3 separate regions of the Homo sapiens genome follow, and all the other regions are linked to region 3. Evidence: chromatin contacts called from ENCODE Hi-C or POLR2A ChIA-PET data. All regions are on one chromosome and are shown on one strand. Each heading gives the region's core, a stretch centred on a gene start or an enhancer-like site at or near the end of the contact. The rest is flanking DNA. Distances are from core to core; before and after follow the strand shown.

The links. Hi-C counts contacts between places; a loop is a spot of excess contacts on that map. ChIA-PET counts read pairs that join two places held with the same protein, here RNA polymerase II (POLR2A). Pooled maps may share reads with other maps.
Region 1: a map of HepG2 shows a loop between it and region 3 (2.9-fold over the local background). The contact joins the enhancer-like site here to the promoter of RPL38 in region 3. A Hi-C loop is called at or near these places in 1 of 168 maps with a recorded cell type or tissue (HepG2). POLR2A ChIA-PET finds 5 or more read pairs at or near these places in 3 of 52 experiments (A549, K562 and SK-N-SH).
Region 2: a pooled map shows a loop between it and region 3 (8-fold over the local background). The contact joins the enhancer-like site here to the promoter of RPL38 in region 3. A Hi-C loop is called at or near these places in 1 of 168 maps with a recorded cell type or tissue (gastrocnemius medialis), 4 of 37 single-sample maps with no recorded cell type and 7 of 50 pooled maps. POLR2A ChIA-PET finds 5 or more read pairs at or near these places in 1 of 52 experiments (naive thymus-derived CD4-positive, alpha-beta T cell).

What each region holds. Positions count from the first base shown.
Region 1 is chr17:73,796,883-73,800,402 of GRCh38, forward strand. All of the region lies in intron 2 of LINC00469 (long intergenic non-protein coding RNA 469), which reads right to left. It overlaps LINC02092 (long intergenic non-protein coding RNA 2092), which reads left to right. Exons shown (of 7, transcript NR_040020.1): 6 at 2,348-2,786. Among named protein-coding and RNA genes, the nearest start is that of LINC02092, 12 kb to the left of the region's middle. RefSeq lists an enhancer at 373-873. Within about 2 kb of position 1,414, at least 3 of the 41 ENCODE cell types and tissues checked have a DNase peak (open chromatin) inside an H3K27ac peak, as active enhancers do.
Region 2 is chr17:74,512,768-74,516,214 of GRCh38, forward strand. No RefSeq gene overlaps it. Among named protein-coding and RNA genes, the nearest start is that of CD300LB, 17 kb to the right of the region's middle. Within about 2 kb of position 1,369, at least 4 of the 41 ENCODE cell types and tissues checked have a DNase peak (open chromatin) inside an H3K27ac peak, as active enhancers do.
Region 3 is chr17:74,202,359-74,206,109 of GRCh38, forward strand. It overlaps RPL38 (ribosomal protein L38), which reads left to right and starts at 1,320. Exons shown (of 5, transcript NM_000999.4): 1 at 1,320-1,387; 2 at 1,560-1,600; 3 at 1,772-1,832. The coding sequence starts at 1,598. RefSeq lists enhancers at 556-1,059, 2,068-2,572, 2,573-3,076.

The sequences.
Region 1 (3,520 bases), core at 164-2,663, 410 kb before region 3:
TTGCCCAGCACACGGCGTGCTGCAAGCATAATCATCTGATAAATATTTATTGGACGAGCAAATGGAAATAGCCGCAAAACTCGACTGCTGGGTGAAATATACAAGAAATAAATATAAAGGCTGTGTGATAAGAAGGTGACTCACAGAGTGAGGAGAGAGAAGGAAAAAGAAAGGCAGGTGGGAGGGAAGAAAGGAGCAGCTGGTTGAAAAGAAGACAGAACGGGAGCTGGCAGCATCTGAGCAGCTATTTACCCAGATCCCAGTGAGAGTCTCTACAGACTGTGTCCCATTTTATCTTCACAACACTCTCGGAAGGCGAGCCGGCTACCCCCACTTTACAGATGAGGAGACTGAAGCTTGAGGCGTCTAAGCTGCCTGAAATTCATAAAGCCCAGGAGTAACTGAGTCAGATCTGAATCTGAGGGTCTGTGGCTTCAAAGCTGGGAGGCTGTCCCCTGCAGCACAGGGACAAATATCAGAATCCCAAAGTGGCCACACCTACTACTCATCCTGCCAGGGACCCTTCCACCTGCTCCACGAACAGGGTTCTCTTCGCAGAGGGTCTGTTTCTGTGGCTGGCTGGGCGAGCAGGGATCAGCGGAAAAGGAGGTGACAAGGCTTCAACTTTGGCATCCCTATTCAGTGAGAAGAATGGAGCACCCAGATTATAAGAGGGCCAACTGGGAGACTGAGTAAGGAGGAAACACCTCCCATTTCACCTTGCCTGTGAGCTGAGGAGGTAGTAAGGGTTGGGCAGCTGCTGCTCCCATCCCGACCCTCCCAGCCTCCATCCACACCTCCTCCCAGAACTGCCTTCAGAGGAGCCAGCCAGGCTGGGCTTGAGGATGTCAGGCCAGGAATGGCCAGGGGCCCAGAGGGGTGGGCACCAGCTGGGGCCTTGCTTCAGCAACACAGCCAGAGCTGTGCATACCAGGGCCAGCAGTGGCCGTTTTTCCAAGCTGCAGTGGCTGCTGAGCCAGAGGCTGTCCCTGTGGATTCTTGCCACCTGCAATTCCCAGTCTTCATGGGTGGGAAGAAGGCTCATCTAGACACCCCAACCCAAGGAGAAGGGTAGTGCCAATGCGTGCCCCTGGGACAAGAGGACTTTATTTGCCCTCACCTGTGTCCTTTGATTTGGGGACTCTGGGGACCCTGGCCAAGATACATGTATGTGCTCCAAAGCCTTAGCTTCAACTCTAGCCATCGGTCATCCAGAGCTTAATTCCTTATGTGAAAACAAAAATGCTAGCAAGAGAATAGAAGCCTTGGGGAAGTTGCCCAGAATAGAAAGGCTTTAAACCGCCAGAAAGCACTGAGCATTTCAAATCGCTATCCTGAGTCAACTGGTGCCGAATCCTCTTTCAAGCTTTGAATCAACACTGTCCAGCTAGTACTGTTGACTCAGGAGGGTCCAAGGGTTGACCAGGGGAGAGATAGCTGTGTGTGGCCTGGGATCAGAGCTCTCCAACCCTACTTTCTGGAGCTCTTCCAACCTGGACTTCTGACTCAGGCTGTACAGCAAATATTCTTGTTTTCGCTGATTTCTCTACATGTGAAGAATCTGAGTGGTTTGGATCCCAACCATTTAGATGGATGACTGGACTTATAGCCCTCCTGGACCCTTGCCAACTATGATTCAGCCATTCTTCCTACCCCAAAGGGAGTTGAGCAACAAATGATATACTGCAGTTTTTGCCTGATAGATGCAATTTACACATCAGCAAAAGCTTCCCAACAGGAAGGTCTGACATGGACGATGGTGAACAGCATTCCCTGGGCCTGGCATACTGGCTTATGCCAGTAATCTCAGTGCTTTTGGCCGGGGGGGGGGGGGCCGAGGCAGGTGGATCACTTGAGCCCAGGAGTTCTGGAACAGCCTGAGCAACATAGCAAGACCCTATCTCTACAAAAAAAAAAAAAAAAAAAGAAAAGAAAGAAAAAGAAAAAAAAGGACAGCATTCCACTTATTCTCAAGAGGTATTTAAATTCTGAAGAATTTATCATCACCTTGCACAAAGAATGGAACCAGGAGTATCCATGTTTCTTCTGTGCCCTTGAATTCTCCAGTGACTTCATCTTTAGCTAAAATCTCAGCAAAATGTGGAGGAATGGCTACTCCTGAGCAGTTTTCTCTTGGCTCCCTGGGATCATGTAGCAGAGGTCTGGCTTGGTCAGAAATACTGTCCTTTCCAGAGATATGGTCAATAGGCAATAGTGAGGGGGAGGGAGAGAGAGAGGATAGGGCTGAAGGGGGTTATTACTATAGAGCCAGAGGGTCACATGTCCCTATTCAATTCCACACAAGAAGGCTCAGCTATAATCACCAACCCACTTGCTTCCCTACAAGGTAACCATGTCACAACCAGTTCCTCCCAGAGGATTCAACATCACTGCTCATCTCCTCAGACCAATCAAGAGGATTGGTCATTGGGAAGTCATCCTGAGCTGTGACCACTCTCTGGAACCCAGAACTTCCTGCTTCACATGGACTGGATGAATGTCTAGGGGCACAGCTGTTTCCAGACACCTGGTTTGTCTTCAGAATCTCAAATCTTAAAGGCTTTCTGGTCCAACCATCCAATGCATGGTGAGGCCCCTTCTGGATTGCCCCTGCCTGCAGCATCCTGGTGTGTGCCTACATATTTCCAGGGACAGCCAGGAAGATTCCATGCAATTATGTGTTCCCTGTTCCAGGGGAGCCCACAGCTTGATCAGGGGACAGACTGTATCTTCCATCAACTCAAGAACTAAGACTCAAATTAAAAAAATGCAAGGCTGGGGGCCAGGTGCGGTGGCTTAAGCCTGTAATCCCAGCACTTTGGGAGGCTGAAGCAGGCATATCACCTGGCCTCAGGAGTTCAAGACCAGCCTGGGCAACACGGTGAAACCCTATCTCTACCAAAAATACAAAAAATTAGCCGGGCGTGGTGGCGTGCGCCTGTGGTCCCAGCTACTTGGGAGGCTGAGATGGGAGGATCACTTGAACCTGGGAGGCAGATGTTGCAGTGAGCTGAGATTGTGCCACTGCACTCCAACCTGGATGACAAACTGAGACCCCATCTCAAAAAAAAAAAAAAATAAATAAATAAATAAATAAATAAATAAATAAATAAGGGGATCTGAAAAGGCTCTGTACTGTATGCATAGTACTATCTGACATTCTGCACAAGGCAACTATGAAGACAGTGAAAAAAAAAGATCAGTGGTTTCAGAGGTGGGGAGGAGGGATGGATAGGTGGAGCATAGAGGACTTTTAGGGCAGTAAAGCTTTTCCAGATGGTATTGTCATGTGGATACATGCCACACCTTTGTCCTGAACCACAGAATGTACAAAACCAGGAGTGAACCCTAAATGTAAACTGTGAACTTTAATAACAATGCATCAACATTGGCTCATCCCTCGTAACCAACGTACCACACTAATGCACGATGCTAATAACAGGGGGTGCTGGAGTGGGAGTAAAAGGGTATACAGGAACTCTGTGTACCTTCCATTTTTCTGTAAACCTAAGACTGCTTA
Region 2 (3,447 bases), core at 119-2,618, 310 kb after region 3:
TAAAAACTAAGGTTTAGGTTGGTGAGGGGGTGTACCCGAAGGATGACTCAAAGGGTACTTCACGGGTAAAGGAACTCAGCTCAAATAAGGTGACTCAAGTCTATTTACAGCCTTGTCCAGTGTGGACTCAAGAATAGCCTGGCCTACCACCCTGAGCTGTCAGGGAGGACAGATGAGATGGACATTGTGAAAATGGGGTACTGCCAGCCTTTAAAATGCGGCGAGTGCACAAGTCACGCAGTGCTGTTATCAACTCATGATATAAGTTCCTCTTCCCTCCCCCGACTGCCTGTGTTGAGTCTCAAATTCATCCCACTGCAGGGAGGTCAGAAAAAGTTCAGAACTTCTTTCTGACCTCCCTCTTGTGGGATTTAATGAGGACATGAAGTGGTGACATTGAGGTGGGAGTTAAGGAGAATGTGCTGGGCTTGGGGCCCAGCAGATGGACATATGTTACCTGTGCCCCTGGGGATGATTCTACCTTCTAAAATGGGCCATGGAAACCTGGTTTCATGTGGTTGGGTCAATCCCCCCAGTGCTTCTGAGGTTGATGAGTTAAACGATGCAAAGGCCATGGTTGGGAGATCTCCTCTTGGGATACGACTTTGGTGAATTTACCTGGGTCTGGTCCTCATTCCTGCAAATCTAGAACCCGACCACCATCCAGACAAGAAGAGAGACTGAGACCCTACAATAACTCAAGTGATTTATTTTGGGGACACTCCTTTCCAGGAAGCTGAATGCTTGTGACCCTCATCTGTTTTTCTGATTTCAGCTGCCTGGGAGGTTGCCTGAGCAGGCAGGAGGCAGCTCATGGGCATGGACTTGAACTGATGCCTCGAATGGCCTGCCTGGCCTTTGTCTTTCTTTATGTTCCATTACCAAATATTCTGCTCCTGGAATCACAGCCTTTGTTTTTATTTATTTATTTATTTATTTATTTATTTATTATTTTAAATGTTTTATAGAGATGGGGGGTCTTGCCAGTACAGGCTGGTCTCAAATTCCTGGGCTCAAGCAAACATCCTGCCTCAGCCTCCCAAAATGCTGGGATTACACAACAATGCCCTAAAATAAGACTTTCAGGTGAAGCTTATGCATGTCTTTCCTGCTTGGTGAGTAGGGTATGATTAGAGTTGGATTTTTCCATCCCATATTCACTCTACAGAATCAATTTAGTGTTCTGCTTATCTATGGGACATTGATGTCATGTGATGGGTGATGTCATGTGATGGGTGATGTCATGTGATGGGTGATGTCATGTGATGTGTGATGTCATGTGATGGGTGATGTCATGTGATGCATGATGTCATGTGATGGGTGATGTCATGTGATGGGTGATGCCATGTGATGGGTTATGTCATGTGATGGGTGATGCCATGTGACAGGTGGTCATGTGACAAGGTGATCCTGTGATGAGTGGTCATGTGATGGGTGATGTCATGTGATGGGTGATGGGATGGGCGATGTCATGTGATGGGTGATCATGTGACAGGTGATGTCATGTGATGGGTGGTCATGTGATGGGTGATATGTAATGGGTGATGTCATGTGGGGGTGGTCATGTGATAGGTGATGTCATGTGATCGACGATCATGTGATGGGTGATGTCATGTGATGGGTGATGTCATGTGATGGGTGATCATGTGACAAGTGATCATGTGATGGGTGATGTCATATCATGGGTGATGTCATGTGACAGGTGATCATGTGACAGGTGATCATGTGATGGGTGATGTCATGTGATGGGTGATGCCATGTGACATGTGGTCATGTGACAGGTGATGTCATGTGATGGGTGATCATGTGATGAGTGATGTCATGTGATGGGTGATGTCATGTGATAGGTGATCATGTGATGAGTGATGTCATGTGACAGGGATGTCATGTGATGGGTGATCATGTGATGGGTGCTGTCATGTAATGGGTGGTCATGTGATGGGTGATGTCATGTGATGGGTGATGTGATGGGCAATCATGTGATGGGTGATGTGATGGTGATCATGTGACAGGTGATGTCATGTGATGGGTGGTCATGTGATGGGTGATATCATGTAATGGGTGATGTCATGCGGGGGTGGTCATGTGATAGGTGATGTCATGTGATGGGTGATCATGTGATGGGTGATGTCACGTGATGGGTGATATCACATGATGGGCGACATCACGTGATGGGCGATCATATGATGGGTGATGTCATGTGATGGGCAATATCACGTGATGGGCGACATCACGTGATGGGCAATCATGTGATGGGTGATGTCACATCATGGGTGATCATGTGATGGGTGATTGATGTCATATGATTCCAGGGGGAGCACCTGTTCACCAAGCAGGGGAGAGGCTGTGAGTTCTCTGCCACGCTGGTAACACAATCTCTACTGGGGCTTCCTAGTGCTGACTGCTGCAGGTGGCTCATCATAGCACACCAAGGGCCACCACAGGGACACATTACCAAAGGAAACCCCAGAAGACACAAAACATCCCCTTCTTCCTCCATAAACTTGGGAGCCAGATGTTGGGTGACATCGTTCACCATCTCTGGCTGCTCTGGCCTTGCTGGAACCCCCTGTTTTCTCTTTCTCCTCTTGCATCATGATAAATGGCCGATCATTAATGGATGAAAAGTGGTGTCTCTGACACAAAGGCTCAACGAGGCGTCTCTGTCAAAGGGTCACACTAGATTCTATATCCACACACAGGAGACCTCTGGACTGGGGACCCTGAGCAGTGCCTTGGAGAATTCTGCAGCTTCCTGCTCTCAGGCCTGTGGCCCCATCTCTCCTTGATTGATGCCCCCAAGGATGCCCTGAGGTTAGAACACTCCCTCCGTGGGTGTGTTCTTGAGGCCACCCAAAGTGGGGAGCTGTGTCTGAGACTCCACTTACGGCCAGAATACTCAAAGGCGTTATCTCCCAGGTAAAATGGTGGACCAGAAACTACCTGCTTGTGAGTAAGTAAGGAAGGAGAGCCAAGGTAAAGCCATTAGCATTTGCAGACCAGTTGTTCCCTGACAAACATAGATTTAGAACAGAAATTGGCAGCTAAATAAAGTTTAGTACTTGTATTACTCAGGGTTCTCTAGAGGGACAGAACTAATAGGAGATATATATATATATATGAAGGGGAGTTTATTAGGAAAATGAACTCACACAATCACAAGGTAAAGTCCCACAATAGGCTGTTTGCAAGCTGAGGAGCCAGGAAGCCAGTCCAAGTACCAAAACCTCAAAGGTACGGAAGCTGACAGAGCAACCTTCAGTCTGTAGCTGAAAGCCCAAGAGCCCCTGGCAAATCACTGGTGTAAGTCCAAGAGTCCAGAAGCTGAAGAACTTGGAGTCCGATGTTCAAGGGCAGGAAGCATTTACCATGGGAGAAAGGTGGAGGCTGGAAGACTTAGCCAATCTAGTCTTTCATGTTCTTCTGCCTACTTTTATTCTGGCCACA
Region 3 (3,751 bases), core at 70-2,569:
ATTACAATATTTTTGTGATCTCTCTGCAGCAAGGTCTATTGGTTCCTGTATCTCCAGCACCCCCAGGAAGGTGCTCAGCCTGAGCTTGTTAATGGAAGGGCAGGAGGGAGGAAGAAAGGAAGGTTAAGTTAAATAAGTTCTAAGTAAAGCTCATGGCAAAGTGTTCTTTCCCTTCAGGAGGGCCGCTCTGTAATAATAAGCACGAAGCAATTACATTCTGCCGTGTGGTTATTAAATTTTGGGGAAACAAATATAATAAAATGTAGACATTTGTAGGGAGGTTGGAGATAAAATAAAAATGGAGGATAAAAATAAAATCGATAACCGCAGGTTGCTCAGAGTCTAACCTAAAGGATGTTAGGGGGAGAAAGGAACGCTGCCCTCCCCAGGCTTCCCAAGCCTCCCCAGGAAGTGGCCGGAGCCTGGGCTGGGGAATCTGCCCAGCAGGGGTTCAACTCCTGAGTCCACCTCTCCCCTCTGGGGCCGCGGTGAGACCCCGCAAGAGCAGGAGCACTCCCACTCACCATCAGCCCTAGGGGTGAGACACTTAGCCAGGGGCAGCGCTGCGACAGCTTTTGGAAGTATTATTATTATTATCATTATTGCTAGAGATGGGGGGGGGGAGGTCTTACTAGGTTGCCCAGGCTGCTCTCGAACTCCTGGCCTCAAGCGATCCGCCTGCCTCGGCCTCCCCCAGTGCTGGGGTTATAAGCGTGAGCCACCGCGCCCGGCCTTAACTTGCTTTCATTGTACACCAATTCCTAAGGGAATTGGAAGCAGCAAGCAGGAACGCTCCCTCTTATGGAAAGAAGAGCCCAGGGCCCTGGTCATGACAGGTTCAGGTGCCAAAAAGGAGACGGGAAGAAAACGTGAGGCGCCAGAACAACAGGTTCTACAAGGTGCACACGAGGGTCCCTGCCATTGAATGAAGAATTTTCTGTGTGGATGCCCCTGCGCAGGTCCAATGAAAGCCGTGGAGAATAAGCGTTAGCTCTTCAAACTGAATCTGAGCTAAAACCTAGCAAAGCCAGGCTGGGGTCTGAGGGGTTGCGGGGGAAGACAGGAAGGGGTGGACGGGGAAGAGGCGGGGGTCCTAGGAGGAAGGGATGGGGAGGAGCGAGAGGAGGGAGGCGGAGGGAGGGCGGCAGCCAGGATGGTCCATTCCATTCTTGGAGCTGCACTGTTGACTTCGACCACAAGGGGGCAGGGCTGCTGAAATTGGAAGTGCGAACGCCTACATGAGTCTTGATCCTCGGCAGGCACCGTACCCAGTTTCCTCCGTTGGGAGGGTTTAACTGCCCGGAAACGGAAGTCTCGTTCTTTTTCGTCCTTTTCCCCGGTTGCTGCTTGCTGTGAGTGTCTCTAGGGTGATACGTGGGTGAGAAAGGTAATCTGGGGCAATCCACTGCCAGGTGAAATCTGGGGACCCCAGGTCCGCGTGGAGGGTGTCGGGGAGGAGAAGGGGAGTGCGATGGGGCCGATATTTCGGGGGAGAGCGGGAAAACGGGGTTCGCTGCCAGCCCCCGCGCCGTGTTAACGCCGAGGACTGTTTCCCGCAGGTCCTGGTCCGCGCCAGAGCCCAGCGCGCCTCGTCGCCATGGTGAGTACAGTCCCTGCCTGGCGCCTTCCCGGGGTGGGCTCGTGGGGCCCCGGGGCGAGGGCGAGAGAGCCTCCCAAGGATCTCCTGAGGCCGGGAGAAGCTGGTGGACTGGGCCATCGCCGGGAGACGTGTCTCTTTCCTCTCTGTTCACCCGCTTCCTTTGTGTTGCAGCCTCGGAAAATTGAGGAAATCAAGGACTTCCTGCTCACAGCCCGACGAAAGGATGCCAAATGTAAGTGGTTGCTCCGAAGGTTCAAGAAGAGCGGTGCCTAGCCTGGCACCGCTCCGGGAGCGTCTTCCCCGGAATGTCAGGCAGGAGACGGTTAGGCCGTCTGGGTGTGTGCCTGGCCCTCTGGGAGCAGTGGTTTCATCCTGTTTCCCATGAGAAAGACCTGTGGGGGGCACGTTGAGGCCCTGGAATTTCTAGGACCATCTTTAGCTAATCGCGATCATCTCAGAGGCCGCCCTGAGTTCAGTTTTCTTTCGTATAATATAGTAAATTGTCGGAACGGAATCTCCACTCCGCGAAAGCCTCAAAACACACGTCCCATAAACACTGTTTAGGTTCTCTGCAGTTGTGCAAAATCTTAACACAAAATCCATTTTGTAATAAAGTGCTGGATATTTGCATGTAATGTATCGAGCACGGCACACTGTGTAGTATGGTCGTTTACCTCGTGATCCTGTGGTCGCTGGCCAGTGTCAGAAGGTATCATACCTATCTAATCCAGAAAAATATTTAAAAAAATTTTTTTTTTTCTTTGAGACAGTCTGGCTCTGTCGCCCAGGCTGGATTGCAGTGGTGCGATCTTGGCTCACTGCAATTACCGCCTCCCAGGTTCAAGCGATCCCCCTGCCTCAAAGTAGCTGGGCGCGCCACCATGCCTAGCTGATTTTTGTGTTTTTGGTAGAGACAGAGTTTCACCATGTTGGCCAGGCTGGTCTCGAACTCCTAACCTCAGATGATCCACCTGCCTCCGCCTCCCAGAGTGCTGGGATTACAGGTGTGAGCCACTGTGCCCCGCCAAGATCAAAATTTGAAGCAGGGCTTCTACTGAATGTATATCGCATTACCACCATTGTAAAGTCACAGAGTTTAAGTTGGACTGTCATAGGTCTGTTTCCCAGCTTGTACATACAGGGGAAAGAAGGTGATTAATGAAAAACCTTAAACAGCAGGTTTTCGATGGATAGGTGCCAATCTCTGCTGCCCACTTACTTAAATTTTTACACCAAGTGTGAGAGGTAGTTGTGTTACTCCTTTGTGATACTTGAAGGAGATTGGGGGGGCTTGTGTTTGATACAAGCTAGGTCTTGAGTTATGTTGTTACTTTAACCCAGTCATCTTTTTTCAGCTGACTGAGAATCAGGTCACATGTGGAAGTGAGGTTGCATGGGACAGGCCTGTTAAGGTGGGCTAAGACACCAGCCGTCTCTAATGCTCTGCCAGCCGTGGTGCCAGACGGTGGTTGGTGTACAGGGAGAGTCTTTCAATGAGTTGGGGGTAGGCAGAGATGGGGGTCATATTTGTGTCCCCATTACCCAAAACAGGCTGTCACCTTTGAGGTAGTGACCACCTGTGGGGACAAATAGCATCTGGTGGGAATGATGACTGTTGGCTAGTGTTTTGTGTAAAGAGATGAGGTTATCAGGTCAGTTTTATTTCAGACCATATGGGGTCACTGCCTAGTTTGAAGCCCAACTCTACCTGCAGGTAACTTACCCTTCTCAGCAAGTTAAACACGACACCACCGTTTGATTGTGTTTTAAAAGGGTGGTGGTCCGGGCGTGGTGGCTCATGCCTATAATTCCAGCACTTTGGGAGGCCAAAGCGGACAGATCGCTTGAACCAGGAGTTCAAGACCAACCTGGGCGACATGGCAAAACCCCATTTCTACTAAAAATAAAAAAATTAGCCAGGCATGGTGGCACACGCCTGCAGTCCCAGCTACTCAGGAGGCTGAGGCAGGAGAATCAGTTGAACCAAGGAGACGGAGGTTGCAGTGAGCTGAGATTGTCTCACTGCACTCCAGCCTGGGTGACAGAGCGAGACTGTCTCACAAAAAAAATTGGGAACCTTCATTTTAGATGATGTGGCTTTAAAGGTAGTGGTCACAGTCCCCTGGGGACAGTAAAGTGTCAGTAGCTGTT